Linked DNA regions of Homo sapiens: region 1 is linked to region 2. Evidence: chromatin loops called from intact Hi-C (ENCODE). Cell type or tissue: PC-3. All regions are shown on one strand. Links, peaks and the distances in the headings refer to the core of each region. The heading gives the core; the rest is flanking DNA.

Region 1 (15,944 bases), core at 5,015-13,014, 270 kb after region 2:
GGATTATAAATCATGCTGCTATAAAGACACATGCACACGTATGTTTATTGCAGCACTATTCACAATAGCAAAGACTTGGAACCAACCCAAATGTCCAACAATGATAGACTGTATTAAGAAAATGTGGCACATATACACCATGGAATACTATGCAGCCATAAAAAATGATGAGTTCATGTCCTTTGTAGGGACATGGATGAAGCTGGAAACCATCATTCTCAGCAAACTATCACAAGGACAAAAAACCAAACACCGCATGTTCTCACTCATAGATGGGAACTGAACAATGAGAACACATGGACACAGGAAGGGGAACATCACACACCAGGGCCTGTTGTGGGGTGGGGGGAGGGGGGAGGGATAGCATTAGGAGATATACCTAATGTTAAATGACAAGTTAATGGGTGCAGCACACCAACATGGCACATGTATACATATGTAACTAACCTACACATTGTGCACATGTACCCTAAAACTTAAAGTATATTAATACAAAAAAGAATATTTTATACAAGTTTTAATAACACAGGAATATGTTGTTACTCTATGATGTTAAATTGAGCAACCTAAGATACAAAGCCATGTATACAGTATAATGTTACTTTTATATATAAGTGGGCGTGGGGGCATGTTTGTAATTATACAAAAAGTTTTAAATATTAAAGTGAATGTCCTATAGCTGGTAGTTATCAGTGACCATATTATTGTATTTTTCTGTTTGTTTTCTCTTTTATTTTCTACCTTTTCTACAATGAGTATGTAAAATTCCTAATCAGAAATACACATTCATCGGTCATAGACTCTTTTACACACCTATTTGACAAAGCTGGAAAATGAGATGTTATGGTAGGCTGCCCAAGGAGAATCCAACCCACAGGCCAAGGTTATAATTAACAATATAGTTAAAACCTACTACCCACTGTTACCACCAATTATTATCTCATTGCCAACAAGAAAAAATATTTGACCCAGCTCAAAATGTCCTCCTAGGTTTGAGAGCTTGACACTGTAGTCTCAAAATTTAATATGTATTTTCTCTGTTGCTATTTAGATACTTATTGGTGATTGGAATCCTACCTTGCATATTTTTTTGAAAAGCTTAAATAAAAGAACATAGGAAACACACATAGCTAGTGGCTGCCTTATGATAGATGATAAATAAGTGTTAGCTAATCATTGATTTTCTAAAATTTATGCTTAATTGCAGAAAGCTGTCTGATCTCTTAGGACTGAGACTTGGGCCTTCAATGGACCATTTGTTTAGTACCTTTTACATTTCCATTGATATGGCCTTGGAGTTCTAGTAGATGATATATATCAAGCCTGAACACTGATTAGTCAGTGTTAAGATTTTGTCAATTCAGAGTACTCTAGCACAAAGCTACCAGATTGTACTACCTGAGAGTAGTGAGTAGAGGAAATTTCAAGTAACCTCCAAAAAGTAAGGTAAAATGTACCCAAAAGTTAAAGCAAAACTTCTAGTAAAATAACAATAGCAGACTGTATAGTTATGAACTGTGAAAATTAAATAGCCATAGCGTACTTTATCTCTTCATTTAATCATTAATATTATTCATTTTATCATTGATTAAACAACTATTTACTAATTATTAAAAGTGAGGAACATTTGGGATATATTTCTGAACAAAATAGACATTGTTTCTGACTTTGTGGAGTTCACAGTCTAGGAGGTGAATTATCAATAATAAGGTACAATTTTGAGCATGCATAAGAACACTTAAGAACCATGAGTCCAACAAAAAACGATGACAAACTGAAATAGCGAAGAAGAACCTAATGTATTCAGAACAATGTATGCTTGTTTGGACATTGAACTTTTGAGCTGTACCCACAAATAACAAACATTAAACATTCTTTATGCAAACATTTATTAAATCCTAACAATGTACCAGCTGTTATAAAAACAAAAAGATAGAGTTCCTCTGCATTAATCCATTCTTATGCTGCTATAAAGAACTACCTGAAACTGGGTAATTTATGAAGAAAAGAGGTCTAATTGACTCACAAGTTCTGCAGGCTTAACGGGAAGGATGGCTGGGAGGCCTCAGGAAACTTACAATTATGGTAGAAGGACAAAGAGGAAGCACACACCTTCACATGAGGCGGAAGAGAGAGAGGCAGGGGGAAGTGCCACACACTTTTAAACCATCAGATCTCGTGAGAACTCACTATCTTGACAACAGAAAGGCGGAAATCCACCCCTTTGATTCAATCACCACTCAACAGGCCCTTCCTTCAATTCGACATGAGATTTGGTCGAGGACACAAATCCAAACCATATCACCCTCCAATATAGACATAATGGGCATATGGAATAATCATGATTGTTACTATTAGTTTTGAAGATCAAGAATAAAGGTGATGTAGAAAAGAAAAAGATATAGGGAGAAAAAAGGGAAACCACTTTTTATGCATTAAATACCTTGGGCCTGATACTATGCTTAGCACTTTACATATTATTTCACTTAATACCTATAATGGCTAAGGAAGTTATATATAACTATTCCATATTCATGATGAGAAAACAGGATAAGAAGACAGGTACCTTGCCAAAAGCTATCAGCTAATTAGTGTTAAAGCTAGAATTTGAAGCCCAGGCAGGATTATTTTTTCACTTACATTTTTTTTTTTTTTTTGCTTTTTACATTTCTATTTTTATTTTACAATTAAAATAAGCAAAATAGAATGTTGTTTTGATTGCACTTCTTTGCTTATTAGAAAGTTGAAAATTTTTGAAATATGCTATCAGCCATTTCTACTTTTTCCAATGGAATTGTTTGTTAATATCCTTAGTCTCTCTTTTATTGGAGTTGTTAAGGGTTTGTTGTTTTTTTTTTTTTTAATTTTACTTTAAGTTCTGGGATGCACGTGCAGAATGTGCAGGTTTGTGACATAGATTGTATGTGCCATGGTGGTTTGCTGCACTTCTCAACCCGTCATCTAGGTTTTAAGCCCCACATGCATTAGGTGTTTGTCCTAATGCTCTCCCTCCCCTTTCTCCCCACCCTCCAACAGGCCCTGGTATGTGTTGTTCCCCTCCCTGTGTCCATGTGTTCTCATTGTTCAACTCCCACTATGATTGAGAAGATGCGGTGTTTGGTTTTCTGTTCCTGTGTTAGGTTGCTGAGGATGACGGCTTCCAGCTTCATTCATGTCTGTGCAGAGGACATGATCTCATTCTTTTTATGACTGCATAGTATTCCATGGTGTATATGTACCACATTTTCTTTATCCAGTCTATCATTGATGGGCATTTGGGTTGGTTCCACGACTTTGTTATCGTAAATAGTGCTGTAATAAAAATACATGTGCATGTGTCTTTATAGTAGAATGATTTATATTCCTTTTGATATATACCCAGTAATGGGATTGCTGGGTCAAATGGTATTTCTGGTTCTAGATCCTTGAGGAGTTGCCACACTGACTTCCACAATGGTTGAACTAATTTACATTCCCACCAGCAGCGTAAAAGCATTCCTGTTTCTCCACAGCCTCCCCAGCATCTACTGTTTCCTGACATTTTAATGATCACCATTCTCACTGGCATGAGATGGTATCTCACTGTGGGCTTGATTTGAATTTCTCTCATGATCACTAAGGATGAGCCTTTTTTCATATGTTTGTTGGCTGCATAAATGTCTTCTTTTGAGAAGTTTCTGTTCATATCCTTTGCCTGCTTTTTGATGGGGTTGTTTTATTTTCTTGTAAATTTGTTTAAGTTCCTTATAGATTCTGGATATACTTATATCTTAAACCATAGCAATTACATCATTTCCTTTGTGTCTTGAAAACATAAAAAATGTCTAGTGTAATGGAGTGAAAAATTACATACATTGTAAATACTGTGGATAAAAATTGCCAATAGATATTCAATTTCAAAATAATATCTGAGAAACATAGGATCTGTTATAGTTCAGTGGACAAAATAATGAAAGAATAAATGAATGAATGAATGAATGACCAAATACTGAAATTTAGGTAATTTTAAAATGTCTCCACAACTCCCAGCTTAGTTTTATATGGGTTGTCTGGTTTTCACATAACTTTATACTATAGTAAGCCAATTAAAAATATATATTAATAGCACCATTTACACATCTTAGGGCAAATCAAGTATTATTTAATGACCAAGTTAAGAGTTACATTTTTAAATCTAAAAAAATATGTACACCTTTAGGTCATCATTTCCCTTGGAGGAAGAGAAATTAAGCTAACCCCTATATAAATGAAATGTTTTATAATTATCCTATAATTTTCACTTATTATGTATTTTATATTTGAGGCTTTAAACTGGATAAACGAAAATATGTCAGTAGTTGAGGGTTTGAAGAAATCTAAAATTTTAGAGCCTGTTAGTTTAGGCGTAGAGCTATGCAAAATACTTTTTGCTCCTGGCAAAAACAATGGGAAAAAAAGCATTAGTCTCTCCAGTGTGATTTTTTTGGTACATCCCACTCTAGGGAAGTCCAGAAACACAAAGTGAGATCAGAATTTTTTACTAATTTCTTGCCCTTCTGTTTCTCTCCAACCTGGCAATGAGCTGTGGAAAACATATTTGTGCAAGGCCAATGTGAACTTTTTCTGAACCTCTCAAGACATCCACTCTTACTCACAGAAAAACAGTACTTTATGGTTCTTTTTTAACATCAACTATTGAAGCCACGAATGAATGGTACAATGACTTCTCCCAGTCCCTGCCCAATCAAAATTCATTTTCTTTTCTTTACTTATCACACTTTAAATAATATTATGCCAATATCTAGATTTATAGGATGCTTAACAGAAGACATGAAATCAGTTTTGTTGTCAGAATGAAATGGCTGATACTCCTAAAAATGTCTCTTTTCTGTCTCCCAAGCTATTTATGCCAAAACTACATTGAAATAGAATGATGCTTAATTGACTGAATACAATGAATTCTTTTTTAAAAGGTCAATGTCTTTTATCGTGTTTTATCTTTCTTAAACTCCAAAGTTTTTTGATCATTTGAGAGTGGCAATGCAAAAGAGTTAGAGATTGTTTATTTTATTTTATGAATGGAAAAAAACTGAAATGAAGACAAGAGGCAGTATTTGTTTGCACTATGTTTACTAGAGTCCCAGGAGTTTTTCAAAGATTTAATGTTTTTTTTCTAATACAGTGCTCCCCAAAGACCAGTTTGGTTAATAAAAATGATAATCTGCACAATAGCTAATGCAAAATAATTTACTCACATATAAACTAAAAAGAAGGATCCTTCTAGGAAGAAAGTAATACACTGAAGGCAAACCAACAGTATCTCTGAAATTAAGGAAAGGGCAAAGAAAGCAAAGAGGAATTATTCTCCCATCCATCTCTCCACAAATCCTCTGCTGCAGTGCTTGAAGGGATGCTGCATAGTTTTCAGGGATTATCTCTTGACGTTACGGATTTTCAACTAAGGGTATTATTATGCTCTGGAAAAGAGAGGCTTAGACATAGGAACTGTTATTTTTTCCACTCAATTATTTCACAGAAACCTTGGATTTTTAAATTTTATTTTTAGAAGTCATGGGCTGATAGCATTACAGTCAGCATAGTTATTTGTTTGGAATATTTTCAGAAATATCTTGAGATTTATATTATTCTTTGATTTTTTTTCTAAACAAAATGAGTTTAGAGCTTAACATTATAGCACGTAAAACATAAGCTACATGATTTGGGCACCACTGATCCAGACCATATGTTCTACTCAGCTTAAATGTGATATGGGCTGCTGTTTCCATTGTGCTGTGCCTTGAGAAACATCAGGTTTCCATTCCAATTTCCTTATATATTTTCCAGTGCTTACAAGTACAAAGAATAATTGCTTTGGAATTTTTTCTGAAGCTCTCCCGTTTGCTTTCCTATCTTCAAGATATCTCTAAATTCATCCCTTCCTGATACAGGAGCATATATCTTGTTTTATAGTGCATCAGAGAAGATTCCTTTACTTCCTAGAACATTACAAGGTTGAATATTTCTTTATGCAGTTCAATACAGCGTGGAATATCATAATGCAGGGATTAGTAAACTTTTTCTGTAAAAAAATATTTTAGGCTTTGTTACCTCATATAGTCTCTGGTGGGACTAGTCAACTATTTGAATGTCATGCAAGTTTCACATGTCATCAAACATTATTTTTTAATTTTTTATACCTCTAAGTGGTTAAATATATTACAATCATTCTTAGCTCATGGGTCATACAACAAAAGCCTAAGACTATATATTTTCTTGAGTCGTAGTTTGCCAACCTCTGATCTGGTGCATTGGTTAGAAACCGAAAGACTGAAATTAGCCATTCTTGATTAGAACGAAAATTCCACCATTTATTGTACAGCCTTAGGCAAAAAGCAAAAAAAAAAAAAAAACAAACAAAAAAAAAACTCTTGAGCCTTAATGTATCCTTTTTTAAAGGCACGACAATGCCTATTTAATAATGTTAAGAGTTAAATAAATTTAAGTTCTTAACATGTACTCATTGAAGTCACTTTATTGTTGTGCTAAAATGTTTTCAGGTAGAGAAGTAAATCTGTGTCACCTTGTTTCTTTCTCTGTGTAAACAGACAATAGCCAATTCCTACCTTTGGTTAACAACTTTCAACAAAACTTGAAGCTTCTTCCTGTCATTCTCTTTTCTGCCTCAAACCATGCTGATTCTTCTAGCTTTCACTTAAAGAGATGTTTTTCTCCAACTCTTTAATAATAATCTGAGATTCTTTCAAACCCTCTGAAATGTTTCATATTCCTCTGAAATTATGGTGCCAAGAACAGACTGAGTTTTATGACAAAGTCTGCAGCCATGTATTCAAAGTTTTTGCATAACCACATGAAACATTCCCAGAGTAAGCATCTCTGATTAATATTTTCTGAAAATATGAGTATCATACCTAACAATTTCTCTTTTCCGGGGGTAAGGTGCTTTGCATATTATTAAATATTCATCTCGCTATTTATGATTGTAGTGGTATTTACTGTTTTATTTAATTCAAAGTCCTGTTGATGTTTTACAGGCTATACTGTTTGATTTCGTATTTCTTCAATGACTTACCTCAGCCATAATCTTAAGAACTGCCCTTTAGATGGGGTGGCAAGATGGCCAAATAGGAACAGCTCAGGTCTGCAGCTACCAGCGAGATCAACGCAGAAGGTGGGTGATTTCTGCATTTCCAATTGAGGTACTCAGCTTATCTCACTGGGACTGGTTAGACAGTGGGTGCAGCCCATGGAGGGTATGCCGAAGCAGGGTGGGGCATCACCTCACCCAGGAAGTGCAAGGGGTTGTGGAACTCCCTCCGCTAGCCAAGGGAAGCCGTGAGGGACCATGCCCTGAGGAATGGTGCATTCCAGCCCAGATACTATGCTTTTGTTCTCAACCTGCAGCAGGAGATTCCCTCAGGTGCCTACACCACCCGGGCCCTGGGTTTCAAGTACAAAACTAGGCGGCCATTTGGGCAGACACCGAGCTAGCTGCAGGAGTTTTTTTTTCATACCCCAGTGGTGCCTGGAACTACAGCGAGACAGAACCCTTCACTCCTCTGGAAAGGGGGCTGAAGCCAGGGAGCCAAGTGTTCTAGCTCAGCGTATCACACCCCCATGGAGCCCAGCAAACTAAAATCCACTGGCTTGAAATTCTTGCTCCCAGGAGAGCAGTCTGAAGTCAACCTGGGATGCCAAGCTTGGTGACGGGAGGGGTGTGAGCCATTACTGAGGCTGGAGTAGACGGTTTTCCCCTCACAATGTAAACAAACCGGCTGCGAAGTTCAAATTGGGTGGAGCCCACCTCTGCAAAGCGGCTGTAGCCAGACTGCCTCTCTAGATTCCTCCTCTCTGGGCAGGGTATCTCTGAAAGAAAGGCAGCAGCCCCAGTCAGGGACTTAGAGATAAAACTCCCATCTCCCTGGGACAGAGCACCTGGGGGAAGGGGCAACTGTGGGCGCAGCTTCAGCAGACTTAAATGTTCCTGTCTTCAGCCTCTGAAGAGAGCAGCAGATCTCCTAGCACAGTGCTCGAGCTCTGCTAAGGGACAGACTGCCTCCTCAAGTGGGTCCCTGACCCCTGTGCCTCCTGACTGGGAGACACCTCCAAGCAGAGGTCGACAGACACCTCATACAGGAGAGTTCCGGCTGGCATCTGGTGGGTGCCCCTCTGGGATGAAGCTTTCAGGGGAAGGAAGAGGCAGCAATCTTTGCTCTTCTGCAGCCTCTGCTGGTGATACTTGGACAAACAGGGTCTGAAGTGGACCTTCAGTAAACTCCAGCAGACCTGCACCAGAGGGGCGGCCTGACTGTTAGGAGGAAAACTAACAAACAAAAAGGAATATCGTCAACATCAACAAAAAGGATGTCCACACAAAAACCCCATCCGAAGATCACCAACATCAAAGACCAAAGGTAGATAAATCCACCAAGATGATGAAAAACCAGTGCAAAAAGGCTGAAAATTCCAAAAACCAGAACGCTTCTTCTCCAAAGGATCACAGCTCATCTCCAGTAAGAGAACCAAACTGGACAGAGAAAGAGTTTGATGAATTGACAGAAGTAGGCTTCAGAAGGTGGGTAATAACAAACTCCTCTGAGCTAAAGGAGCATGTTCTAACCCAATGCAAGGAAGCTAAGAGCCTTGAAAAAAGGTTAGAGGAATTACTAACTAGAATATTCAGTTTAAAGAAAAACATAATGACTTGATGGAGCTGAAAAGCACAGCACAAGAACTTCAGGAGGCATACACAAGTGTCAATAGCCGAATCAATCACGGGGAAAAAAGGATATCACAGATTGAAGATCAACTTAATGAAATAAAGCAAGAAGAAAAGATTAGAGGAAAAATAATAAAAAGGGACAAACAAAGCCTTCAAGAAATATGGGACAATGTGGAAAGACCAAACCTATGTTTGATTGGTGTACCTGAAAGTGATGGGGTGAATGGAATCAAACTGGAAAACACTCTCTTCAGGATATTATCCAGGAGATCTTCCCCAACCTAGCAAGACAGGCCAACGTTCACATTTGGGAAATACAGAGAACACCACTAAGATACTACCAGAGAAGAGCAACCCCAAGACACATAATCATCAGATGCACTAAGGTTGAAGTGAAGGAAAAAATGTTAAGGGCAGCCAGAGAGAAAGGTCGGGTTATCCAAAAAGGGAAGGCCATCAGACTAACAGCGGATCTCTCAGCAGAAACTCTACAAGCCAGAAGAGAGAGGGGGCCAATGTTCAATATTATTAAAAAAAAAATTTAATCCAGAATTTTATAACCAGCCAAACTAAGCTTCATAAGCAAAGGAGAAATACAAATTTTTACAGAAAAGCAAATGCTGAGAGGTTTTGTCACCACCAGACCTGCCTTACAAGAGCTCCTGAAGGAAGCACTAAATATGGAAAGGAAAAACCAGCACCAGCCACTGCAAAAACATACCAAATTGTAAAGAACATTGACACTATGAAGAAACTGCAACAACCAACAGGCAAAATAACCAGCTAGCATCACGACAGGACCAAATTCACAAATAATGATATTAACCTTAAATGTAAATGGGCTAAATGCCCAAATTAAAAGACACAGACTGGCAAATTGGATGAAGAGTCAAGACTCATTGGTGTGCTGTATTCAGGAGACCCATATCACATGCAAAGGCACACATAGGTTCAAAATAAAGGGATGGAGGAATATTTACCAAGCAAATGGAAAGCAAAAAAGTGCAGGGGTTGCAAAAAAAGAAATCAAAGACCTAAATAAATGATGAGAGCTACTATGTTAATGAACTGTGATTCAAGATATGAACAATCTTCTAATTGATCTATATGTTTAATGCAATTTCCAGCAAGATTTGTATAGACATAATCAAGCTTATTCTAAAGTTTATATGGAAACACACAGATTCAAGAATAGTTAAAACAATCTTGACAAAAAATACAATGGAAGGAATTACTCTACCTTGGAACCAACCCAAATGCCCATCAGTGTTAGACTGGATAAAGAAAATGTGGCACATATACACCATGGAATACTGTGCAGCCATAAAAAGGATGAGTTCATGTCCTTTGCAGGGGCATGGATGAAGCTGGAAACTATCATTCTCAGCAAACTAACACAGGAACAGAAAACCAAACACCGCATATTCTCACTCATAAGTAGGAGCTGAACAATGAGAACACATGGACAAAGGGAGGGGAACATTACACACCGGGCCCTGTTGGGGTTTGGAGGGTAGGGGAGAGACAACATTAGGATAAATACCTAATGTAGATGATGGGTTGATGGGTGTAGCAAACCACCATGGCACACGTATACCTATATAACAAATCTGCATGTTCTACACATGTATCTCAGAACTTAAAGTATAATTTTAAAAACATTTTGCAAATAAAAAACAACTGCCATTTTACTTGTTTCTTTTGATTTTTAATTATAAACATTTATAATTTATAAATTATCACTTGTAAGGATACCTCTGATTGTACTTTTATAACAATATCTACCTTCCTCTACCTGTCCCCCCATTCATAACACCTGGGCATCTACTAATCTGTTCTTTGTCTCTACCATTTTGTCAATTCAAGAATGTTATATCAATGAAATCATATATTTCAGCATTGGCTTTTTTTACAGAGCACAATTTCCTTGAGATTTATCTGAGTTGCTTTGTATCAATAATATAGTTTGTGTCTTTATTGCTGAGTAATGTTTCATGGTACGGTTGTATCAAGCTTGTTTATTCAACAGTTGAAGAACATTTGGATTGCTTCCAGTTTTTTTGCTATTATTAACAAAACTACTGTGAACATTCATATACATATTATTGTGAGCATTACTCTTCATTTCTCTAGAATATACACCCAAGGATTCAATTGCTGGGTCACGAAGTAACTATATATATTTAGTTTTATAAGCAAATGCTAAACTGCTCCCCAGAATGGCTGTACCATCTCACATTCCCAGCAACAATGTATGAGTGAGCTAATTTGTATGTCTCCTGACCAGCATTTGGTGTTGTAACTATTTTTCATTTTATTCATTCTGATAGTCCTGTAGTAATGTCTCATTGTGATTTTAATTTGAATGTCCTTAATACATAATAATTTTGAATATCTTTTCTTTTGCTTATTTGCTATCTGCATATCCTCATTGGTTGAAATATATTTGGCTATTGCCCATTTTCTAATTGAATTGTTTTCTTTTTAATGTTGAGTTTTGAAAGTTCATTATATATTCTAGATACTAGTCCTTTGTCAGATAGGTTTGCAAATGTTTTCTCCAAGTCTGTGGTTTGTCTTTTCATACTCATAAAGGTCACTGTCAAAGGAAAAGTTTTTCATTTTGATGAGGTTCAATTTATCAATCATTTTGTTTTACATTTAAGTCTGTGATCCATCTTGAGTTCACTTTTAGAATAACATGTAATTTAAATCAAAGTTCATATTTTGCCTATGATATACAGTTGCTCCAGCACTGTTTGTTGAGAAGGCTATCCTTCATCTAGCAAGTTGTTTTTGAACTTTATTGCAATCATGTCGGTATTCCTTTGGGTCTATTATTGGATTTTCTACTCTTTACTATCGATATTTGCTTGTATCCCTATGCCATAATATACCCTCTCATTTATTATAGCTAAATAGTAAGACTTAATATCAGGTAGAATAATTCCTTCTATTGTATTCTTTGTCAAGATTGTTTTAGCTATTCTTGAGTCTGTGTGTTACCATATAAACTTTAGAATAAGCTTGATTATGCCTATGTAAATCTTGTTGGAAATTGCATTAAACATATAGATCAATTAGAAGATTGTTCATATCTTGAATCACAGTTCATTAACAGAGTAACTCTCATCATTTATTTAGGTATTTTATTTATTTCAAACAATATATTGGGATATTCAGTGTAGAGATCCTGTATGCATTTTCTTAAGTTTATACATGAGTTTCATTTTATTTGGAGTGATTAAAAACGGTATTGTGTTTTTAATTTGTTTTCACATGCTATTTTTTAACATATAAGAATGAGTTTCTTTGTGTTGGTTTTGTATCTTTCAAACTACTGAACTAACTTAACAGTTCTACTTTTTAATTTTTATAGAGATATCTTGGAATTTTCTTCTAAGACAATCGTGTCATCTGCAGATAGGGACAATTTTATTTCTTACATTCCAATCTGTATAACTTTCATTTCTTTTTCTTCCCTCACTGGAGTGACCAGAACTTGTAGTACTATGTTAAATATAGGAGGTAAGAGTAGACATCTTTAATATGTTCCTAATCTTAGGGGCAAAGCTTTCAGTATTTCACTATTACATATACTGTTAGCTATAAACTTTTTTTTTTTTTTACATTTTGCTATCATGTTCAAGCAAATATTCTGTAATTATAACTTTCTGAGAGTTTTTGTAATTAATGGGTGTTGGAGTTTTTCAAATGCTTCTACTTCAATTAATTAATTAATTATATATATATATGTTTCTTTTCGGCATTTTGATGTAGTCAATTACATTGATTTTTGAATTTTGAACCAGATTTTCATTACTTGAAATAAATCTCATTTATTCACTGTGTATAATTGTTTTTATACATTTTTGGATTCAATTTGCTAAGGATTTTTGCATATATACTCATGAGGGATATTGATCTGTAATTTTTCTTTGTTATTTTGGTGTCAGAGAAATTCTGACCTCATAATATAAATTAAGAAGCTTTCTCTCCTTTTCTTTGTTCTGGAAAAGATTGTATAAAATTGGTATTCTTTAAATGTTTGTTAGAATTTTTCACTGGAACCATCTGGACATGTAATTGTTTTCTTCAGAAGACTTCTAATTATGAATTGAATTTCTTTCATAGTTAAAAACTAATCAAATGATACATTTCTCTTTGGTTGGGATTTTACAGTTTGTGGCTTTCAGTGAATTGATCCATCAGTCTACTTTGAATTTATGAGTAGAAGCTGCTCATAGTACTGCATTTTAGTCTTTATATGGCTGATATTTTTGCCTTGTGTCCTCTCTTTTTAAATTTTGGCCAGTCCTGCCATAAGCTCATCAATTTTATTATTTTTTCCAAAGAATCAATTTTTGTTTTGTTGATTCTTTTCTATTGTCTTCTGATTTCCAATTACATAGATTTCTACTCTTTTACTTATTATTTCACACTTTACCTGCCTTGCATTTATTTACTCTTGGTTTTCTAGTTTCCTAAATTTTGCACAGAGGTAATTGATTTAAGACCTTCACACTTTTTTTTTCTTTTAGCTAACATAAGCATTTTGTGCTATAAATTTCCCTTTCATAACAGCTTTATCTACATCTCTACATCTCACATATTTTGATATGCTGCATTTTTTATTTTCATTCAGTTTTACGCATTTTTATTTCGTCTGATATCCCCTCTGAATCATGGATTATTTAGAAGTGTATTGTTTAATTTTCAAGGTGCAGAGATTTTCTTCTTATTACTATTAGTTTTTAGTTTAATTATGTTATGATTAGAGAACATACTCTTTATAATTTCAAATTTTTTAAAGTTGTTGAGGTTTATTTTATAGCTAGGACTTGATGTATCTCAAGGAATGTTCCATGCATGCTTGAAAAAATGTATATTTAGCTGTTGTTCAGTGAAGTGTTCTATAGATGCCATATTTTTATAGTTGATAATGTTGTTCAGGTCTTCTATATTTTTGTTGATTTGGTTTTTACCTAGCAGTTCTATCAAGGTTGATAGAAGGTTTTTGAACTTCCCAATTATCATTGTGGTTCTGTCATTTTATGAAGATCACCTAGATACTATTTTAATTACTTCACAATCAGAAAACTTAGTGGAATGTGATCATGAAAGTTTTTCTTTCACTGTTGAAAATATCCTTCTCAGAAAATAGAGTGAAAAAGTAAAAGAACGTTGATATATTCCACATAGTTAGTGACAAAGTCATTTGCAAAAATTTGGAGTTAATAGTAAATTTTGATGAGGGGAGAGCATTTGGAGGTTTCCTGGAGTCCAAGAAAATGCTGAAGAATTAAGTTCTGTGTAGTCCCTCTAGTCCTCTATAACATGCAAATATTATGTGAAAATTGCACCACATCCCTTAATAGACAAAGTTGGCTTGACTTTATGGGCTAAGTATTGAGTAATAGTAGTTTTACTATGGCATATAGTGAAGCAATCTAAATTATGAATGGAACCCAGTTTATCTAACTTTTACATTCTGTTTAATAGGTCCATTGGCCTTATATATATATATATATCTACCATTACTATTTAATTATATATATTTCTATTAAATTTAAAATGAAAAGGCTTTTTTTTTTTTTTTTTTTTAGTTCAGGCCTGTGTGTTTTACAGCCACAAAAAAACATTACTAAGGGATAACTTAGAGCACATTCTTCCTGATAGTGTTATTATCTAATGAATCACAGCTGATTTTTTCTTGGCTTAATAGTCTCAGAAGAAAGTTTTATAATGTGTCCCGAGTTCAATAATTGCTGAATCAGTTAATCTTTATATAATAGAAAAATAAGAAAACTCCACTGTAAGCATGTTGAACAAGGTTTTAATTAAAAGCAGTTCTATGGTTGGCAGCAGCCTCTGTCCCAACTGTGTTTTTACAAAATCCTCCAAAATATTTTAAAGTAATCTCTATCTTTACTTATTATAAAGAGAGTTATATTCTTCTGACTAATATGAACAAGAATTGTTTTCAGCTCATATAATTAATAGGGTAACAGATTTCTCACATGCTAAGCTCAGCCAGCAATGGGTGTGTGTGAAATAAAAAGTTCACCCCTCTCTCCCTAGTGTATGACCTCAGCTTTGGACAAGATAATAGAAATGGCTTATGTAAAAGATTAGTTCCTGATGTTAATGGACCTAAAATCTACAGAATGTGCTGTTTGTTCAAAAACAGACATGGAATTTGCTCCTATATTCAGTGTGTTATTTACTTGTATACATTGTGCTATGTTTTTGAAAATGACCTTAAGCATAAACTTTATTAGTAGCATCCAACTTCCACTCCACTGTTGTCTCTGGCAACATTTTCTTTTCATCCTCTCTTACCTATATTTATGGTAAATGACAAACTGGCTTTTTAAAGAAATGGCCAATCAAAAAAAGCCTGCAGCAATTTCAATTTCCAAAAAGAGAGCACTAAGTTTGAGGTTTTACGACCATGGTAAGTGTCTTCAGTTCTGGGGTGACTTTGATAAATTACTTTAAAGGAGTTTTGTTATAAAGAAACAAATCCCCAGGATATATAGTTCTCTCATTGCCTCATATCCTTATTTTTCACATGATTGTCCTGGGACTCTTTGAGAACATCTGGGAGAGCTCTGATTACAAAATGTGAGCTGTTTTGAGCACAGCGCAGTTTGTAATTTTGATTCTGTTTCATGCTGAATCTTGTTGTGCTCTCATCCCCTTTTTAATCCATTCAGATAGATAACATGTTCTAAGATCTCTTTTAAATGGGTTAAGTCAACTTCAGTTCCATGTAGAAAGGTTTTCTCATCACGTAAGGGAAAGTCTGATATAACAGTTTTTATTACAACACAGTTGATACACAGGGCAAGGAAATTTAATATAAAGAAAGACAAGAGATACATTACAGGGATCTTGAGTTGCACAGGCTTTTTTTTTTACTTTATTAATTCTTTTATTGTGGTAAGAACACTTACATGAGATCTACTCACTTAACAATTTTGAAATGCATAAGCTTTTACTGTTGATGTTGTATAGCTGATCTTTACAACTTATTCTTCATGAGTAACTGAAACTTTACCCACTGATTAGTAACTCCCCATTTTCCCTTCCCCTCAGTAATTCCACGACTATTTTAGATAACTCATGTAAGTAGAATCATGCAGTATTTGTCTTTTTGTGGCTGGCCTATTTCACCTAGCATAACATCCTCAAGGATCATATATGTTGTTGCACATTACAG
Region 2 (15,944 bases), core at 3,637-11,636:
TTCTCAGACCCTATGCTGTTTTTCAAAGCAAGTCCTCTAGCCCCAAACCTGCTTGCTTCACATAGAAAACAAAATCTCTAAGGCTAACTGAATCCATCCTCTTTATAAGGTCATTTAGTAGCCTTCTGTCTTCAAGACACTGCCCATTCCCTGCCAAGTAGCTATCCTTTTAGCCAGATAGTCTTTCTGAGTGTAGGGTCTGATCAATACAGATTCTCTGGCTTGTACCACTTCCAGGTGCTCCTGTAGATGGTGCTTCTGTAGATGGTGCTTCAGGTAGCCACCAACTTCTTATTCTGGCCCTGCTTTCTGTTTTTGGTACTTGATCACCCTCACAATGTACCAGAATATGGTGTTTCTCAGAAGCATGACAGATGCAGTTGGGAAGTTTATCTTGAAAGTTAAAAGTCTCACTAAATTAAATCCCCTTATAGAAGTTGAGCATAGTGACTCACACCTATAATCCCAGTACTTTGGGAGGCCGAAGCGGGAGGATCACTGGAGCCCAGGAGTTCGACACCAGCCTAGGAAATATGGCGAAACCATGTCTCTACAAAAATATACAAAATTTAGCCAGGCATGGTGACACGCATCTTGTAGTCCCAGCTACTTGGGAGGCTGAGGCAGGAGGATCATCTGAGCCCAGGGAGGTCGAAGCTGCAGTGGGCTGTGATCGCACCACTGCACTCAAGCCTGGGTGACAGAGTGAGACCCTATCTCAATAAATAAATAAATAAATAAATAAATAAATAAATAAATTTATTTTCCCTACACGAATAAAAAAGGTAGTCAATGACAGCAAATAAAATTGGAAGATAAAAGTCTGCATATCAAACTTAAAACTTACTTTAAATGCTTCTTGCTTTATCCCTTTCCTTCCAAGTCTATTGTTGCTAATATCAATAAATGTCAAAGTGGTTGGCAATTCTGGGAGCTGCCTTATTTTGTTGTCACGCAGGACAAGCTCTCGAAGTTGAGGCAGTTTTCGGAATGCATCTTCATCAATCTCAGATATTAAATTTGATGTCAGATCAATCCTTTTTAAATCACCTAGCAGAAAAAAATAAAGGAAGTAATTAAATATTCTTGTTTTGCTCACATAAAAATATAAATGTAATTTTCCTTTATTTTGCAAATATAAATTTAGCAATGCACAGTTAATGAGATGATTATCTTTCTTTTTATAAAAAATTATTTCCTCCAAATACTATTCATATTTATGTACTTAGGAGTATAACTTTAGCAAAGAAATTGGTACACCACGTTTAAAATAACTGGTCTTCTCTCCATAATCTTCATAAAGTTTGTCTGGATTTTGTCATTTAAAATGTTTCCCTCAATGATAAAGACTGTTGTGTTTTCTAATAGTCAAAGATACAGGCATTAGAAAGAAATCTTCAAATGATTAAAACACTTTATGACAACACATACCAAAATTCTTCTAAGTTGGCAACAACTTTAAAGTCAGAATTTAGGCTTACATTCATCCATCATAAAGCAACTATGCTTTAGTGGAAGTTTATTTTTAAAAAGCCAACTCCTCATAAATATGACCACAATATTTTACTCATAATGTCATAATATGATAAAACATTCCAGCATGTACAATATAATTATTTATTATGCATATTTAGTTTAAATTGCTCATTTGAAAACATCACCTATATGGTTTTGAAATGACCATTGCTTATTTGTTGTTTTTCTTATAATTGTTAAAGCAAACTCTCAAATTTTTAAATAACAAAAAACTATTGATTCATGAACCAGGCTTTGGCATTCAAGTTTCATTCTCAGTGCTAACATTTAACAATGTAAAAATTTAAAGGAAGTGTGTAAAGCGGTGAAGGCCGTTAATGCTGTCATCCATACTTAGGCTTGCAAAGTCATTTTTGTTGATCTTTTTAATTCTGTTAAAGCGGGAATAGAAATAAGCGGTGTTCTTTGGCAGCGGAGGAATAGCATCAAGTTCATGGTCATCACAGTACACGGTGGTACTTATACAAGTACACAAAAGACAGGTTGGAAAGTCTAAAAGATAAAGGAAAATAAAATTAAATGTAAGTACCAAATCAATTTCTAAGAAATAATGTGGAATGTTTGATACACAAGATTAGAGTCTCCCACTAACCAAGTAGATTTTATATTTTCTCGTAATGCTTTCTGTAAATAGAATATTCAAGTCAAGCATACCAATTAAAATTGTCTCAACAATTAGTATATTCAATGTAACATTTTAAAAATAATTTAAAATTAGTACTTTTCTATTAGAAATTCTATATTCAAAATTTAAACATTATTATTGTGCTTTTCATAAAGTTAAAATATCACATGTAATATTTTCATTAAGTCTTTGGTTTAATAATGAAACATTTCACTAAAACAACACTTGCTTCAAGAAAAATAAAAGATAATAATTATTAATATTCAGTTGCTCAATACATATTATTGAATCCTTTCTATGTAAATGGCACCATGGTAGCTGGTGAAACAGTGGTGAGCACAAAGAACACAGTTGTGTTTTATGATCTGCTTTGTGAAATGAATGTTAATCACACAAATGAAATTATGAATGTGATAAATGTCATGAAGTGTCATCTGAACATAACATAGGGGGATTTGACCTAGTCTGGAAGTCATGGAAGGCATCTCTGAAGTGAAAGCTGAGCTGAGATCAGCAGAAGAGGAATAATTGACTATGCAGGTAGGACAGGAATGGTATGCCAGGCAGAGGAAGCAGCATATGCCTTCACTTTGGAGGGACTGAAGGATAGTCCATATGGTTAAAACTCAGAGAGCATTGGAATGTATGGGACATAACATGCAGGGGCCTTGTAGGCTGTGCTACAGCTTTTATTCCTTCCCATAAGGATGGGCAGAGGTATCATACGATGCGGTTTGCATGGTAAGAGTTAAGTCTGCTGGAAGATGTAATGGAAGACTGAAGCAGGGCAACTGGAAAAAGTGGAAGTGAATCATAGTGTAGACAAAAGATGGTAACAATTAGAGGAGGCAATGGAACCAAAAATGTTTCTGAGGCTGGGTTTTATCTTGACATACTGATTTTTCTTTTCTGTCTTACACACACTCACACACACACACACACACACACACACACACACACCCCTACCTCTCCACCCCTTCTTCATTTTCTGTTTAGTGATCATGGAGAGGACAGTAAACTTCTAAAGGAGATGGAGAATTAATGATCAGAGGAAAGGAGGAGAATCAGGATAGGGCAATGTCATGGAGGCCATGTGGGGAGAGAGTTTTAAGGGAAAGGAAATAATCAACAACCTAAGCCTCCTGAGATGTCAGGTAAGTTAAGGACTGAAAAATGTTCTTGGATTAGTTATTGCAGTGGTTATCAGAGCATTTACAAGATTTGCAAAGTGAGGGAGCTGAAAGCCAGATTACAGTCCATTAAGGGAGAAGTTGGAAGTAAGGGAAAAGTTGCCACAAATGTTGAAAATGCTGAGAGGTTTGTGAAGAGCAAGGGATGAGACATAGTGATATCTATAATAAAATATGCTTGGGGTTTGTTTGATGAAGGGAGTGATTAACATGGAAGGAATTTGGAGAAAAAGATCCAGAGGAGGTGAATTTGAATATAAAAAGGATCATGAGAGGACAGTAGGAAATAGAACTCAAAGAACATGGAAAGATTTTCATCCCACTTGTGGAAGGACAGAGTGTCTTTGTTGTGCTAGAAGGAGAGGGAGATAGAAGAGCACATTGATATAGATGTAGGTAGATTATTTGTCTGGAAACAGGAAGACCAAGGAGCTGCTGACTGAGAAATTGCATTTTCTTTGTGAAGTAGGAAGTTAAGTTATCTGACAGCCTTGAGGGGTCTAGGGATGAGGTAAATAAGGATTGTAAGCTGTGGAATGAATGGAGAAAGTGAAATCTCTATGACATAAACTAGAAGAGAAAAGTGGTGGAAGAAATGTCCTGAAATTTCTCAGTGATCAATTTGTCTTAGTTTACCTGAGACTTTCATGTTTATAACATTGAAAGACACTTGTGTTGGGAACTCATCACACCCAGACAAACCAGGATATTTGATCAACCTAGTTGAAAGGTCTGTTTGTGGTTTGTAATCAAGAACTAATAATGTACCCATTAAGGTCTTATTACTATCATTAAATACAAAAGTCATTTCCATTTTAAGAATGGAAAGCCAGGAAAAAATGTTTAAGCAGGAGCTGTAAAATATTTAATACGTGCTAATTTCTCCAATCATTATAAATTAATATTTTCTACTCATAAAAATTTTAAGAGTTAAGGCATTTGATTCTTCTATATATTTATCACCTTGATAATTAAGCAATGATTGCTTAGGGTAATTTATATATATTCGCAGTAGTTATATTTTAATTCTAAGTTTTTCTACACCTAACTCAAGGCTATATTACACGGTTTTAGAATGTTATCTTTAGAAATTTGTTTTAGTAGTAAAAATATGGTATTTTTATTTTTAATATTCTAAATATTTCTAAACTAATTTTGATGAATGTGTGCCTCTTCTTTGGAAATTAAAAAGTGAGTTTGAGTTTTTAACTTTTTTATCCTCAGAGTACTTTAGAAACAAAAATTTTCTTTAAAAGTCTTAGTTTTTGTTATGTTTCTAAATTGACATTAGTGAAGCATTACTTGACTCAAGCTTTTGAAAGGATTGGGCATTCTGCTTTTCTGTTGTTTCTGGCTAAGCTGAGAGATCCAACATACAGGTACTGATACAAGATTGGTCAACTTTTGAAGGATCTGAAATCATTTAAATATAAGTAATGTTCTAGGGATATTTAATTTTCCTATTTTGGGTGCTTTATGCTGGATATTTACATTTTCTTCTCATTGTGTCTCTTCCTTTTTCTACTTGTAGAGTGTTCTGCTACACAGAAATTTAACTACACAGAAAGAATATAATATATTCATTAATGACACTGACAGGATTTATTGGTCTATGTTGCATTCCACATATCACCTCTGTGTTACTGGACACATTTTATAGTATGTCAGAGTTTTAGTTTTCTTATTTTTAAAAATGGGTAATCAGTGCCTAGTACATAGTGTTTTGACTCTTCAAAAAGTTAATGTAGATAAAACAATTCAAGTGTCTGGCATATAGAAGGCATGGGATGAAAGGGCAACTTTTCATATTACTTATTGAAGAACAGTTAAAAACTCAAAGAGGCAAAGAGTAAAATGGTGGTTATCAGAGCCTCAGGAAATGGGGAGTTGTTCAAGGGGTATAAAATTTCAGTTATACAGGATGAACAAGTTCTAGAGGTCTGCTATATCATACTATTCATAGTTAACAATACTGTATTGTACACTAAAAATTTTGAGAGAAAAAAATGCATGAACTCCTTTATCAATAGAATTTTCATAACTAACACTATGTTTACTATGGGCCAGTAACTACATGTATTCATTTAATCCTGACAACACCTCTATAAGGTAAGTTCTATTATTTATTATCCCATTTTTTTAGATGAGAAAACTAAGGCACAGTAATATTGAATGCCTTACTCAAGACTATAAAAACCCCACAAGTCACAGTGCTGGGATTTGAATACATATGTTTTGGTTCCTCTGTCTGTCCAAGAAACTCTCAGTTTTGATTCCTGTACTTTGCTCTTAGTCATGCCTTAGGTAATATTGCTCCTCCCTCTCTTTTTGTCTCCCAATGTGTTCTGGACAGACTTTTCTCATAAGACCTGTAATACAGTGATATTGTTTGGCTGTGTCCCCACTCAAATCTCATCTTGAATTGTAGCTCCCATAATTCCCACATGTTGTGGGAGAGACCTAGTGGGAGATAACTGAATCATGGGGGCGGCTTCCCTCATACTGTTCTCATGGTAGTGAATAAGTCTCATGAGATCTGATGGTTTTATAAGGCGTTTCCCCTTTCACTTGGCTCTCTTTCTCTCTTTCCTGCTGCCATGTAAGATACGCCTTTTGCCTTTCACCATGATTTTGAGGCCTCCTCAGCCATGTGGAACTGTGAATCCATTAAACCTCTTTTTTCTCTATAAATTACCCAATCTTGGGTATGTCTTTATCAGCAGTATGAAAATGGATTAATACATACAGTATTGCCTCTAAATTTGTTTCTATGTCTATCTTCCTGTGCTAGGCAGAAATATTCATGAGAACGGTAGTTATTTGAAACTAAGTTTTGTGTCTACAGAACTTGGAATACAGAGACACTCTACATTCACTCAACCTTTGCAGGGGGAACTCTCTATTTTTTTCTATACTCCCTAACTATGCCATTCTCTGTGTATATAAAAGTATTCCAGTGTGAGTCCTCTTGAGTACCCCCAAGGTTGACAGTGACACATTTGAACAAGAAATACGGACATATTATAGAATTACATGTAGCACTAAGAATTCCTTCTCATTAACTAAAAGGCTCTGGTTTCATCTGCAGGCCATGCAACATGGTGTCTGATGTTGTGCAATATTTTCCTCTCTCTGTTGCTTCTTAGGATTGAGTGAGAAGAAGCCTGTTTTTAAATAAATAAACAGCCAAGAATCTGAACAGGCTGGCTTCAAACCTGCTATGTAACAGCTTTGTGATGTCTGGCAAGTTACTATCCCCTTTGAATTATGGTTTTCTCCATGATAATGAGAAGAGTAATATTAACACTCTGACAGGGAGGTTTTAATAATCCAATGAGATAATGTGAAGTGCTGAGCATATAGGCCACAGATAGTATATGCTCAATTAGTGCAAAATATTATTACTATTACCATCATCTTCATCCTCATCATCTCTTATCCCCTTGAACTGCTGTGGCCTAATCTCAGAGGCAAAGATTTTATCCTGCTCATCAATTACTCTCTGTTCTACAAATACATTCCACCACCAGGTTTCGAGTAATGATACACAATATTTTCATCCCAAATCTTTGGTTATTTGATCATTTTTATGAGACCGAAGCTGAATTATTAAAACTGCTTTATATTTGAATATAAAATCTATGTATAAATATGCTTCAAACCTAGCCTATTCCAAAACTTTTTTCTTGGGTCATGTCATGTGGTTTCCCTGTAGAGTTGAAGCTGTGCAGTTTTGAGGATGACAAAGTGGACTCAATTGTAATTCTGCTTTGAGGTACCTGACCTTCATTTGTGTGTGGCCCCAGAACCCCTGTGAATTCAGGCTCCTGGGGAGAAGAGCCATCAATCAGCCTGGGAGTAGATTCCTCCTCCTCTTCCTCTTCCTGGGCCTTCTCAGGCTGTGGGGGTGGAGTGAGGAGCTCTCTGTTCCCTGAAGGCATCACTGTGGCTATTTCAATCTGAAAAAAAAAAAAAAAAGAGAATTTCTTCAGGCCAACTTCTCAGTCACTCTGTGTGGCAGTGACACAAATTTAAAATGTACCCATATTTGCCACAAGAGGACACTCATGTTCTAAAGTTCAATAGTTTGACCATCCTGCTTGCTTGGAGGAACACACATGGTTCTAGTAACTGTTGTTTTTAATTAGTTTTGTTTCTCAAATCTTAGAAGTTGTTTCCAATGCCTTTTTTTTTTTGGTCTTCTTGTTCTTTAATATCGTATATGTTTGTTCATTTCATAGGTTTAAAAAAAAGCTCATTTATTGTTTTCTAATAATAAGTAGCATTATAAGAATGCATCAATGTTGTGAAAGCTTCACATTAATTCAGAAGTGTACAGAGTAAATTCAAAACTCCCCTTTACCATCCAGCTCTCATTCTACTCCCCTTGAAGGTAATAACTGAGCAGAAATTGATACATATTATCTTGTCCTTTCAATCCTTGATTTCCTAGGTTCAAATATTCTGTTCCTTACCAATGACTTATACTGTCTCTAATGGCATTTTACTGAAAAGTATCCTTTATACTAAAATAAAATATATAGTGACATAAAAACTATGATTTGATTGTGATATGCCATTTCTCATGTGTTTTCAATATTATTAAAATAACAAATATTGTAATGATATCTAGGTATGTTAAAATGGACTTCTTTGAGAACGTTGACACTAGGAGGCAGTTATAAAATTACAAAATTATTCAAAGGTTTTTTTTTATATTATATTTTAGATTACAACTGCTTTGCTCTTATCTAACTTGTACATTTTAAGTAATAGAATCATTGCTTTTAAGAATACTGTTTGGATTTAGGAGAAATCTTCTCTTTCAGATTTCTTCCCTTGTCTGAATGTCTATTTCTTTGTGGTACTTAGTAAATGTCTACTTCTCTGACGGTCTCGTAAGCTTGGGCTGAAAATTTGCTCCAGGCAATTGGGATGGCGACATCCAGGACCCACTTTTTGTGGCCCAGTGTCCTTGTGGTATCCCCAGAAATCCCAGACTTTCCCTTAACCACACCAATATGGCCTTTTGCTTTTTTCCACCCTTCTTTATTTGCTTTCATTAAGAAAGTAAAGAAACACATAAATTATTTCTGGATTACTTAATACCAAGTGATCTGCAAACTATTCCTTTCATCTATAACACAGGTATATTTTCAGACCAGGTATTTTCTAGGTGTTTGAGTAACCAAAAAATTTTAGGAATACACTTATGATTTAATATCACTTATAATAGATTTAAAAGCATTGCAAATCACAAATGAAAATTATTCTTTTTAAGGAACACTAAACTTTCTTTTATCAGTTTATATTTCTGAATTGTGCATCCTTCTGTGCTTCCATAGAGTCTCTCTATTTCAGCCTTTTCTGTGCTGTATTACATTGGTTCCATTTGTTTTCTGCATTTCCAAGCCTGCTGGATGGTAAAGTATGTCATGTCTTTTATCTGTGTACCTCTAGGCTGTAAGCATAATAGGCAATCAGCAAGTACTTATTGAAGTATAATTTTTTCCAACTTTGCTTGTCCAAAATATATCTAAGTCACAGCTCTATGTTTAGAGATTTTCTGAGACAAATCAGTGAATGTGCTAATACTTACTTTAAATTATTTAAAGCATGAAATCAAAACAAAAACAGATTATACTGTCTTTGATACTTTAGGAGCAATACATGAAGATACAATAAAGCTTGACCAGAAAGCTCCAGCTGAGAAGTTTGGGCACATTTTCTTAAACAGAAAGACATACGGTTTCCATCTGTAGGTCAGAATGAGGCAGATTCAGAAGGAATGGATTTGTAGAGAGACCAAAGGAGGCTCCAGGAAGAGCGGAAATTGAGACAGATGTTTCATGGAATGGAGGCAGCCTAAAGGGAGAAACAAATTCCAGACACGTTGCCTTGAATCTTAGCTTTATAAGAAAAATGTTTGCACATACTTTTTACAGATAATTGTTTTTCCACTGATTTGATGTGAAGCTGTAAGATCTCACTTGTCATCCAATATAATGAGGCAAAACAGCTTTTTGTGTTTATCAAAAATTGTTTTGTTCATGCTTCCTTGCAAATAAAACATAAATGCAATACAACTTTGAAAACCAAGAAAAAGGAATGCCTTTTCACATCAGCAAAATTGAAGAACCTCAAAATACTATGCCTGGAGAGACTTTTGTTTTGTAGACACATTTATTTTCACCATTAAATAGAAGAGATTTAGGCATTTTTTCCCCTCTTCAACCATCTTCGTACTGTGATATGAAGTTATGAGGCAATGCACACATGCACAAAAAATAGTCCAGGGAAACAAGACCACCTGGCCTTCTGTGTGGCAGACTTGTATGCTTATGTTGCAGAAAACTAAATTTGAACGTAAACACAAATGACCAGAAAAAAATCCCTGTCTTTTTTCTCAAGCTACAATTGGTAATACTTGAATGTAAACATAATTGAGCCTCTTCTACAAATATTCATAAATTCTTTCAGCTTTATGCTCTATTCTTTTTTATTTGACTGCTTGTTTTACTCTGACTTGCTTCTTCCTGAATTAACTTTTAAATCTGTTCATTATATTTCCCTAAAGTTTAAAAATATAATACAAATGGTCATTACTACGTATGACTTTGATTTCAGTCAAAGTCACTGCACTTGTGTGTCTTCTTAACATCGTACCAGCAGAGTACATCTTTGAGTTGACTGGTTTGCAGTAAGTTATCTATTTTTATTCTCTTCTGTACCTGGTCTTAGAACTGTAGATAACTTATATCATGGTAGCCTTTGCTTAGGGAGTACATTCTGTGTCCATGAAACAGTATATCTATTCCAGAGATGACAAATGGATAGCTCACAGTGGCCTAGGCTGAGTGAGATATCAGCAGATGTCAGTATGAAGAGATAACTACCAAGAGAAGAAGTACTTAGGCCTGTGCCAGTCTCTGCACCCTGCACAGCCCTGACTCCATGTAAGCAACATATCACCTCAACCCAATCTCAGGGTAAAAGCGGTTGAAGTGACCCTGAAGTGTCTCAGACTAAGTTTCTGCTCCCTGGAGAAATAAAGACTCTCTGCAGAAAATCATCCAATTACATTTATTGTATCAGATTGAACTGGGACTTTTACTAGCAATATTTGTGTTATTATTAAAAATATGACAAAAGATTTAAAACTTTTATTTTCTGATAATCACCATTGTTGTCCACAGAAAATTATCTCTGTAAAAACACTCAGAACCATTTTAAGTGACAATAAGATTTGGTTTACAATAATTTTGATGAAATTCATTTGCCCCTTAGCAGAAAGTGCATTTAAATGATCTATATAATTATATTGCTGCCACTAAGCCTACTTTTTTGTCTTAATTTCAGGGTAAAAATATGAAAAACTGGTGTGTTCAGAAACAGCAATCACACATCTTCCTGATTGCTTCATTATCCACTGAGTCCTTTTAGTACATATTTCTTGTTGAACATGTTAATTATACCTGTTTATGAGGATCATAAACCATTTTCTGCCATTCAACATTGTGTTTGAATTAATAAAACTCTTTTTTTAATATTTTAATTTTAGTTAATCTACAGCTAAGTTTCTAATAAGGAAATCAATGATAATGTAATATATATGTTATGGAAAAAAATGCTGTTAAGAAATTCAAATAAACCAGATTCGATTCCTACCTTTATGAATGAATAAAAGGATCACCAGGTGAATGTGTGAATTTGTAAATGATGGAAGGTTTGCCAGTCTTTATAATTATCTAAAATGTCTATGTCAAACATTATGCTTAAGTTATGATCAAGTCTTCATTTTATTTGTCAATGTTGTTTTCTAAACATCTATCAATATCATTACTTTCGCTCCCTATCTGCCATCATCACCATTATCTAAATTACTATCCTCTCTTAGCTGGAATACAGCAATAGACTACTGATATAAAGTTAGGATGTCCTCTAGTGTAGATGTAGTAAGAATGGAATCTTTTAAAAACAGCTTTATGGAGATGTAATTCATATATTATACAGTTCATCTTTTAAAGTATACAGTCCAATGTTTTTTAGTATGTTGACAGTTACGCAACTATCACCCAATTTTATAGCATTTTCATCACCCAAGAAAAAAACTCTACAACCATTAACAGCCATTTCCAACTTCTCTCTTCTCATCCTCTCTCCTTCCCCTCTCCAACCTCCTGGCCCCAGGCAATCACTTACCAACTTTTTGTGGTTGTACTTTTGCCTAATATTTGTATTAGGCAAATAATTTCTGTATTTGCCTATTCTGGACTATTCTTTTCTCTCCTCTTTAACTGTAATTATGTATCTTTCAACCTACATTTCCCCATTTCCCTCTTCTGCCTAACTACCTAAGCCTCTGGTAACCATCATTCCACTCTGTCCTATGCAGTTAACTATTTTAGATTCCACATACACTGAGATCATATGGTATTTATCTTTCTATGCCTGGCTTATTTCACCTAACATAATACTCTCCAAGTTCATCCATGCTATCTCAAATGACAGGAGTTCATTCTTTTTTGTGTCTGAATAGTATTCCATTGTGTGTATATACCACATTGTATTTATCCATCCATCCATTGATGGACACCTAGGTTGATTCTTTGTCTTGGCCTTTGTGAATAGTGCTGCAATAAACATGAGAGTACAGATATATCTTTAACATACTGATACATTTCTTTTGAATATATACCCAGTAGTGGGCTTGCTGGATCTTATGGTAGTTCTATTTGTAATTTTTTAAGGAAACTTCACATTGTTTTTCATAGTGATTGTACTGATTTACATTCCCAACAAAGTATGCAAGGGTTCCCTTTTCTCCACAAACTCACCAACACTTACATTTTATCTTTTAGTAGCCATGTAGTCAATGTGAGGTATGCATTTGTCATCTCCAGAATAGAGATACTGTTTCATGGACACAAAATATACTCCCTAAGCAAAGGCTACCATGAGATAAGTTATCTACAGTTGTAACTACTAACAGTTCTAATATCACCAAGCGGTGAGTACCATTGGACCCCTTTAGCTTGCTATTCTGTCCTATTTTTCCTTAGAATTCAGAGGCTAAACACCGGGCACCTGTTGGCCAGTTAAAAGCAACTAGTGCGGCTGCCAGACTAAAGACATGGGTGTCAGGCTTTCTGGGAAAGGGCTCTTTAACAACCCTGACTCTTCGGAGTTGAGAGCGTTGGTTTGCTTGAAACCAGCTTCTGCTTTTCTTATACTTCCGGGCTGAGCTGAGGGTTGACAGAGAGGAAAGCCATTCAGCTCCGGGGTCCCAACAAAAAGTTGGTTGACCCTGCAGCCATGCGAGGAACTCTCAAAGTCACATCGCCCAAGTGAGACTCGCCCATCTATTCTATCTATCCTGACCCTTGACTCCTGGGTACTAATGCCTGTCAGACAAACTTCCTCCCACATCTCTTCTCTGAGGCTAGTCCTGCTTCTAAAAACCACTCCATCTCTGGTGCTTTTCTATTTTTTCCTATAAGAATGATTTCTAGCATAAATTTTGGGACTCTGTTCCTTTCTTTAGGCACCCAGGCTCACCAATCAGAAAAACATAATTTTTGCCCAAAGCCCCATTGGAGGGGGTTACTATCTGGAATTTTAGGATCCCTCCTCAGACAAGCAGGCCTAACAAAAGCTATTCCTAAAGCTAGGATATGGGGAGCCTCAGAAATGATATCCTTCCTATTCATATGATGAGAAGTGAGGACAAAAGGCATCACTCTTCCAACCCTGGAGATCCCATCCCTCCCTCAGGGTATGGCCCTCCACTTCATTTTTGGGGCATAACATCTTTATAGGACAGGGGTAAGGTCCCAATACTAACAGGAAAACGCTTAGGACTCTAACAGATTTTTGAGAATGCATTGGTAAGGACCACTAAATCTGACCTTCCTTGGTCCTCTTTGTGGTCTAAGAGGAAAACTGGTGTTTCTGCTGCTGCATTGGTGAGTGCAACTATTCCGATCAGCAGGGTCCAGGGACCATTGTGTGTTCTTGGGTTGGTGGTGGGGGGAACAAACAAACCAAAACCACAGGCGGTCTTTTCTTTCAAATGGGAAACATTCAGGCATCAACAGGCTCACCCTTAAAATGCATCCTAAGCCATTGAGACCAATTTGACCCACAAACTCTGAAAAAGATGTGGCTCATTTTTTTTCTGCACTATGGCCTGGCCCCAATATTCTCTCTGTGATGGGGAAAAATGGCCACCTGAGGGAAGTATAAATTATAATACTATCCTGCAGCTTGATCTTTTCTGTAAGAGGGAAGGCAAATGGAGTGAAATATCTTATGTTCAAGCTTTCTTTTCACTGAAGGAGAATCCACAACTATGCAAAGCTTGCAATTTACATCTCACAGGAGGACCTCTCAGCTTACCTCCGTATCCTAACCTTCCTACAGCTCCCCTTCATATTAATAAGCCTCCTCTAATCTCCTCCACCCAGAAGGAAACAAGCAAAGAAATCTCCAGGGGACCACAAAAACCCCCGGGCTATCGGTTATGTTCCCTTCAAGCTGTAGGGGGAGGGGAATTTGGCCCAACCCAGGTACATGTTCCCCTCTCCCTCTCTGATTTAAAGCAGATCAAAGTAGACCTAGGGAAGTGTTCAGATGATCCTGATAGGTATATAGATGTCCTACGGGGTCTAGGGCAAACCTTCAACCTCACTTGGAGAGAAGTCATGCTATTGTTAGATCAAACCCTGGCTTTTAATGAAAAGAATGTGGCTTTAGCTGCAGCCTGAGAGTTTGGAGATACCTGGAAAGGGACAAATTCCTTACTGGTCAGCAAGCTGTCCCCAGTATGGATCCCCACTGGGACCTCGACCCAGATCATGGGGACTGGAGTCATAAACATCTGCTGACCTGTGTTCTAAAAAGACTAAGGAGAATTAGGAAAAAGCACATGAATTATTCAATGATGTCCACCATAACTCAGGGAAAGGAAGAAAATCCTTCTGCCTTCCTCAAGTGACTATGGGAGGCCTTAAGAAAATATACTCCCCTGTCATCCAACTCCCTCAAAAGTCAACTGATCCTGAAAGATAAGTTTATTACCCAATCAGCCACAGATATGAGGAGAAAGCTCCAAAAGCGAGCCCTGGGCCCAGAACAAAATCTGGAGGCATTATTAAACCTGGCAACCTTGGTGTTCTATAATAGGGACCAAGAGGAACAGGCTGAAAAGGAAAAGCGATATCAGAGAAAAGCCACAGCCTTAGTCATGGCTCTCAGACAAACAAACCTTGGTGGTTCAGAGGACAGAAAATGGAGCAGGCCAATCACCCAGTAGGGCTTGTTATCTGTGTGATTTGCAAGGACACTTTACAAAAGATTGTCCAACGAGAAACAAGCTGCCCCCTTGCCCATGTCCATTATGCCAAGGCAATCACTGGAAGGTGCACTGCCCTAGAGGACAAAGGTTCTCTGGGCCAGAAGTCCCTAACTAGATGATCCAATGACAGGACTGAGGGTGTCTGGGGCAAGCACCAGCTCATGTCATCACCCTCACTGAGCCCTGGGTAAGTTTAACCATTGAAGGCCAGGAAATTAACTTCCTCCTGGACACTGGTGTGGCTTTCTCAGTGTTAATCTCCTGTCCCACACAGCTGTCCTCAATGTCCATTACCATCTGAGGAATCCTGGGACAGCCTGTAACCAGGTATTTCTCCCACCTCCTTATTTGTGATTGGCAGAATTTGCTCTTTTCACTTGCCTTTCTTGTTATGCCTGAAAGTCTCACACCCTTATTAGGGAGGGACATATTAGCCAAAGTTGGAGCTATTATCTATATGAATATGGGGAACAAGTTACCCATTTGTTGTCCCCTGCTTGAGGAAGGAATCAACCCTGAAGTCTGGGTATTGGAAGGACAATTCAGAGGGGCAAAAAATGCCTGCCCAGTCCAAATCAGGCTAAAAGACCCCACCACTCTTCTTATCAAAGGCAATATCCCTTAAGGCCTGAAGCTCACAAAGGATTACAGGATATTGTTAGACATTTAAAAGCTCAAGGCTTAGTAAGAAAATGCAGCAGTCCCTGCAACACCCCAATTCTAGGAGTACAAAAACCAAATGGTCAGTATAGACTAGTGCAAAATCTTAGACTCATCAATGAAACAGTAATTCCTCTATATCCAATTGTATCCAACCCCTATACTCTGCGCTCTCAAATACCAGAGGAAGCAGAATGGTAGGAAGCAGGATAGTTGTCCAGAAACATTGCAAACTTTCATTTGTCCTCTATGAACCCTATTTAATAACCATATAAACAAGCTGGGGCCAGCCTGTTGGAAGATGAGAGAGCACACGGTGGAGGGGAGGGGAAAGCCACTTCAGCTGAGGCCAAGCTAGTCCAGCCAGCACTGTACCAACCTAGCATATACCTGAGTCAACCCAGTGCAAACCAGCAGCACATCGGAACCCATATATCTGAACTACAGGACTATGAGCTGAATAAATGGTTATTTTAAGTAACCAAAATTTGGGATTGCTTGTTACACAGCAAAAGCTAACTGATACAGTTTTTTATATTGTATCTGTGAGTATTTGATTAATCTCTCCCCATGGGGA

The links. Hi-C counts contacts between places; a loop is a spot of excess contacts. Peaks named below come from ENCODE experiments on the same cell type or tissue, not always from the same donor. Only the 100,000 strongest peaks of a DNase experiment are listed, where the experiment ranks them.
Region 1: a loop joins it to region 2, with 18 times the contacts of the local background. A loop is called at or near these places in 4 of 110 quality-filtered maps.

What each region holds. Positions count from the first base shown.
Region 1 is chr12:91,235,165-91,251,108 of GRCh38, forward strand. No RefSeq gene overlaps it. Among named protein-coding and RNA genes, the nearest start is that of DCN, 60 kb to the left of the region's middle. In PC-3, for the core only: a CTCF peak has its summit at 8,225; no DNase peak of the experiment used is centred there; H3K27me3 peaks cover 1,615 bases.
Region 2 is chr12:90,970,953-90,986,896 of GRCh38, forward strand. EPYC (epiphycan) reads right to left here. Exons shown (of 7, transcript NM_004950.5): 3 at 7,136-7,310; 4 at 1,870-2,028; 5 at 848-1,050. Among named protein-coding and RNA genes, the nearest start is that of CCER1, 24 kb to the left of the region's middle. RefSeq lists an enhancer at 13,155-13,689. In PC-3, for the core only: a CTCF peak has its summit at 7,412 (motif pointing right); a DNase peak (open chromatin) is centred at 7,419.